Linked DNA regions of Homo sapiens: region 1 is linked to region 2. Evidence: read pairs that join two places in POLR2A ChIA-PET (ENCODE). Cell type or tissue: Caco-2. All regions are shown on one strand. Links, peaks and the distances in the headings refer to the core of each region. The heading gives the core; the rest is flanking DNA. Region 1 has its middle 34 kb from the start of TMPRSS11E. Region 2 has its middle 12 kb from the start of YTHDC1.

What was found. ChIA-PET counts read pairs that join two places held together with the same protein. Peaks named below come from ENCODE experiments on the same cell type or tissue, not always from the same donor. Only the 100,000 strongest peaks of a DNase experiment are listed, where the experiment ranks them.
Region 1: POLR2A ChIA-PET joins it to region 2 with 8 read pairs; 5 of 35 experiments call an interaction of 5 or more read pairs at or near these places.

The regions. Positions count from the first base shown.
Region 1 is chr4:68,411,719-68,414,640 of GRCh38, reverse strand. No RefSeq gene overlaps it. Among named protein-coding and RNA genes, the nearest start is that of TMPRSS11E, 34 kb to the left of the region's middle. In Caco-2, for the core only: no CTCF peak of the experiment used is centred there; no DNase peak of the experiment used is centred there.
Region 2 is chr4:68,360,292-68,363,213 of GRCh38, reverse strand. No RefSeq gene overlaps it. Among named protein-coding and RNA genes, the nearest start is that of YTHDC1, 12 kb to the right of the region's middle. In Caco-2, for the core only: no CTCF peak of the experiment used is centred there; a DNase peak (open chromatin) is centred at 1,853.

The DNA.
Region 1 (2,922 bases), core at 109-2,608, 52 kb before region 2:
TTTTTTTTTTGAGACGGAGCCTCGCTCTGTCGCCTAGGCTGGAGTGCAGTGGCGTGATCTCAGCTCACTGCAAGCTCCGCCTCCCGGGTCCACGCCATTCTCCTGCCTCAGCCTCCCGAGTAGCTGGGACTACAGGTGCCTGCCACCATGCCCAGCTAATTTTTTTGTATTTTTAGTAGAGACGGGGTTTCACCATGTTAGCCAGGATGATCTCGATCTCCTGACTTCGTGATCCGCCCATCTCGGCCTCCCAAAACGCTGGGGTTACAGTCGTGAGCCACTGCGCCTGGCCACTGGCTGTTATTTCCTAACATTAAAGCCAAATGGCATGCCCACATTTCTTAAACTATGCAGCCTTCACGCTTCCATTACCAGCCAGACTTCTGTTGACATTTGAGTTTGCAAACCCTATGACTCCCAAGCCTGGCCAAGGTCCTAGCCGGGCCTCAACTGTATTACGAAGAATTACAAGAACAGTTTCCCCTCCTGTGAGCTGGAGAGACAATGCCAGTTGCAATTAGAGGCAGAGTATCAGTCTGATAAACATCAGCAGCAATAAAGGTAGCATCCTGTCAGTCAGCAGGGTGGGAAGGCTGCAAGGAAGGACCCAGCTGCAGCAAGGCTCCTGAACAAAAAGCCAAGCAGTACTCTAGGAAACGCTCCAAACAATGTTGTAGAAAAATACATGCTAACATCTGGTAAGCAAACAGACAGAGTCTTTTTTCATAATTATATACATATAAAAATGAAGCATAACCTCATTATGTAGTGACAGGTGTGGGATATGATGCGGTTTCTCTTCAAATAATCTGATCAATCTTTTATTCTTTAATTCATAGTACCCCCGCCGTTTTTCCGTTTTTCCGTTTTTCTCCTTTAATGCCCAGGCACGCTACAGTACCAGGCATTATCAGTACCACCTCGCATTCCTTTCCTTATTTAAAAAAAAAAAAAAGACTAACTTTCTAGCTCATTGCAGACAACCCTTCCCCTTCCTCTCCACTTCCTTTTTTTTTTTTTTTTTTTTTTTTTTTTTTTTTTTAGACGGAGTCTCCCTCTGTCCCCCAGGCTAGAGTGCAGTGGCGCAATCTTGGCTCGCTGCAAGCTCCGCCTCCTGGGTTCACGTCATTCTCCTGCCTCCGCCTCCCTAGTAGCTGGGACTACAGGCGCCCGACTAATTTTTTTGTATTTTTAGTAGAGACGAGGTTTCACCGTGTTAGCCAGGGTGGTCTCAATCTCCTGACCTCGTGTTCTGCCCGCCTCGGCCTCCCAAAGTGCTGGGATTACAGGCGTGAGCCACCGCGTCCAGCCTTCCTCTCCACTTTCTTGTACGTGCCCACCCTATCTAAAAAAAATCAAATGCTTAGCCAACCGAGATTAGTTTAAATTGTACGACCCGACCCTGGCCAATAAAAAAAGCGTACGGGGCAGGACTTGCAACAGAAATAAAGGTTCCCCTGCCCCTTTGTTCAGGTGTGCTCTCATGTAACTGGCCAAGGAGGCACCCCTGTGCGCAGAAGTAAAATTGCTTTGCTAAGAATCCTTTGTTCGAGTGTTCAATTTCCTTAGGATTTTGAACGTTATTCCTAACACAGGCTAATGGGGCTGGTGACATACGTGTTGCACAAGTTCTGAAAGGGTCATCTCATGGTCATTCGTTTACATTTATCTACAACCACTTTCTCACTTGTTTTGCCTCAGCCTTACCCTGCATATGAAGTTTGGCTTAAAATAGAGCAAAAATCAAACAATTTTCCTGTGGAAGTAGTAAATAGGGAAAAAATAAAAATAAAAACAATGGTGTTTTTTGTTTGTATGTTTGTTTGTTTTTGGTTTTTTGGGTTTTTTTGAGACAGCGTCTATCTCTGTTGCCCAGACTGGAGTGCAGTGGCGCAAGTTCGGCTCAGTGCAACCTCCACTTCCCAGGTTCAAGTGATTCTTGTGCCTCAGCCTCCCTAGTAGCTGGGTTACAGGCATGCACCATCATGCCCGGCTAATTTTTGTATTTTCAGTAGAGACTGGGTTTCACCATGTTGCCCAGGCTGATCTCAAACTCCTGGCCTCAAGGGATCTGCCCACCTCAACCTCCAAAGTACTGGGATTACAGGCATGAGCCACTGCGCCTGGCCGATGGTGTGGCTGTTTGATTGTTTGTTTTGAGACAGAGTCTCACTCTGTCACCCAGCCTGGAGTGCAGTGGTGCAATCTTGGCTCACTGCAGCCTCCGCCTCCTAGGTTCAAGTGATTCTCCTGCCTCAGCCTCCCTGGTAGCTGGAATTACAGGCACCTGCCACCATGCCTGGCTAGCATTTTTGTATTTTTAGTGGAGATGGGGTTTCACCATGTTGGCCAGGCTGGTCTTGAACTCCTGACCTCAGGTGATTCACCTGCCTCAGCCTCCCACAGTGCTGGGATTACAGGCATGAGTCACCGCACCTGGTCAATGGTGTGTTTTTTAAAGATTATAAAGTATCCCTGATTGAAATGTGGGTTACACCTTTTCATAAAGAGCACATCTTTAATCTTACTTTCTTTTATGGTCATCCATATGAATATTTTGAAACTCTATTAAATAGAATCATACAGAATGAAATTCTGTATGTTACAGAATTGTCAGTATATAAGTTTATGCTATTGTATTTACATTTGAAAGGATCTGCTGCACCATAGTTGGAGACTGGGAATTTTGACAGAAGTTGAAATACTATGATTGGATATAATATGGAAGTGGGGTGAGTATCTTTGGTGTGAAAGGAACTTCACTAACACAAGTGGCTGAGCCCCAGCTGCACATCATTATCTACAGAGGTGTGGTGTTTCAGTTTTTCTAGAGAGTCATTTCTGAACCCAAGCTGTGCAATGTCATGGAGACTACAAAGACTGCCATAGATCTAGGGAAGGATATCAAGGTTTCCATGTTGG
Region 2 (2,922 bases), core at 297-2,796:
TGTTTACAATGAGAGGCAGTTAAATCCAAGCACACATTACAGTAGAATCTACAGAGAAAGGTAGCTGTATTTAGATTGTGGTTTTCTCAAAAAGGAGAGTTGAAATATTTATCCTAATGTTCATTATCTACGAATAGAGTTAGGGCAAAGTTCTCTATTTTGATCTATGAGCTATAGAGCAATTGAACATTTTTCACCCAGTATTATACTACGCTTATTATTTTGCGTATTTTGCTATTTCCTTTTTCCTTCATGTCCATCTTTTTGTTTGCAAATAACAAAAAGCAATTCGAGTTATATTAGAGGAAAAGGAAAACTACTGTGAGGGTAAATGTATCTGTCCAAATCGAAGGGTAGAATGCAACCAGGTCTCAAGAACTGCCGCTGAAATCTAGAATGCTTTAAGACAAATGAGATGTGTTTCCCCATTTCTGGTTTCCCTTTGCATATTTTTATGCTTCTATACTGGAAGATAAATCTTATTTACTACTAAGTCCACATAATGGTCAAAAAGTGACTGCCTGTAACTTCAAATTTTCATGAGTTATAGTTTCAGCCACACAAACAGGATGATTTCCAGTCTGATTCCCTTTCCAAATTCTGGGAGAAGTGACATTGAACCTATTCCCATCCCTATTTACTCTCATCAGCTGTGGCCAGGATATCCTATAAAATCATACATATATAGCTATGAGTGCTGTGTATCTGAGGGGCAGTTAAGCATAATGGTGTGCTGAAGCTTGCCTGTAATGACTTATAAGAGCCAGTTGTTAAATTTTTAAAATTTTTGTAGACTGGTTGTTAAACATAGGGATTATTAAAAAATAAATTATACAAAGTTAATAATATTAAGTATAGTTAAGTAAACTATATTAAATACAAAAGTAATAAATATTCAAAATTCACCACTTCCTGATTCTTTCAATTATAACTTAATATTATTTGTTCTTGAGGTTATTTATATTTACAATTATTGCACCTGTATGGTGAAAATACTATAAAATTTTGTTACTTCTCATTTCTTCCTGTGTTCAGTGATGAGATGTCACATAGATAGTTTGAAATTGGTCATGGCAGGAGTAATTACACCACATAAATTGACAAACATTACAAATAAGTTTTGTTTTATTTTGTTTTTCTGGAGAGCTGGTTGTTAAACATTTACCAGTTCACTACTGGTAAAAGGAGTCATTGTCAGAAAACACGTTTTACCCCACTACAATATCTACTACTTCTACTATACTAGAAGATAACTTCCTTCAAAGTAACAATAACACATTTGCTTGCAATGTTATTGTTTCTTCCACAGTATTTGGCATTCTAATTAAGTTATAAGAAAGCTGATACATGGCTTGGCTACCATGATTAGAATTTAATTATTCATGACACTTCTAAAAAGCCCTGCTATCAGAACATTTATGTCCCCTGCCTCCAAAATCCGTTTGTTGAAATTCTAAGCCCCAAGGTGTTGGTATTAAGAGGTTGGGCCTTTGGATGGTGATTGGATCGTGACAGAAGAGCCCTCATAAATGGGATTAGTGCCCTTAAAAAAGCGGCCCCAATGAGCTTGTTTTCCCCTTCCAAAATATGAAGACACAATCTATAATACTTTGTTATAGCAGCCCCCCGGAAATAAAACATACCCACATACAAATGTTGTTTTTGTTTCTTTTTCCTGTTTCAAACAGTATCTTACTCTGTTATCCAGGCTGGAATGCAATGGTGCAATCATTGCTCACTGCAACCTCAAACTCCTGGGCTCAACCACACCCAAGCAACTTTTTGTAGAGACAGGGCCTCATGTTTACATTCTACAAGCATTTTTTTTTTCCAGAGATAGGATCTGACTCTGTCTTCCAGGCTGACATGCAGTGGCAGTGTCATACCTCACTGCAGCATTGAGCAACCTGGCTCAAGCAATCCTCCCACCTCAGCCTCCCAAGTAATTGGAACTACAGGCATGAGCCAACCACACAATCACACTCAGCTAAGTTTTTAAATTTTTGTCGAGACAGGGCCTCACTATGCTGCCCAGGCTGGACTCTGACTCACGTGAGCACAGGGATGACTCTGAGTTCCGTCTCTTGTTCACAAGGAATTTCCTTATGGGAAAACTGCAAGGGAAGCATGTAGCTTTTTAATTTTTGTAGCTATCTTATTTAGGAATAGAATGGGAGGCAGGTGTGCCCATTGCAGTTCCCAGCTTGACTTCCCTTTGGCTTAGTGATTTTTGGGTCCTGAGATTTATTTTCCTTTGACAAGAGTAAAGTGAGTTTTCTCAGGTTGATAATAATGATGATCAATTGCTGAAGTACTTAGCACTAACATGCATACACACAACAGGTTAGTGATAAGTACTTCACATATGACTTGATGAAGAAAAAACTATTGGATTAGCTATCCTAGTTAAAGAAAACAAAATGAGGTTCAAAGAAGTAAATAATTTGCTCAAAGAAGTAAATAATTTGCTCTGGGTAGCAGAGCGAGGATTCAAGCCACATCCCTAACTCTGGAGCCAGGGCTCTTCACCTCTGTGTTACACTTCTCCACGTTCACATAGCTTCTAAGCAGTAAATGTTTGCTAAAATGCTAATCTTATTTATGCCCAAGCCCATACTCCTAAGCAATGAGAAAATGTATGACAGATTATATTTTCAAGTGTGTTTCGACCCAGTCCAATATTTTCAGATCTGAATTGATTCTTCAGAATTTCTTTTCTTCTTAGCAACAGGTCCTGAGGACTGCAGTTTACTTGCCTCTTCTCTTTGGAGTAGTCATCCTGGAAATCACCTCTGAGAAGTCTTAGAATCACTGTCCCACCAGCTCTAATCTTCTTTTCTCATCCTGAAGTTATGCTAAACACATTATTTATTAAATGGTGGTGGTGGTGGTGGTGATCATCTTTTTTTTCCTCTGGTGCCT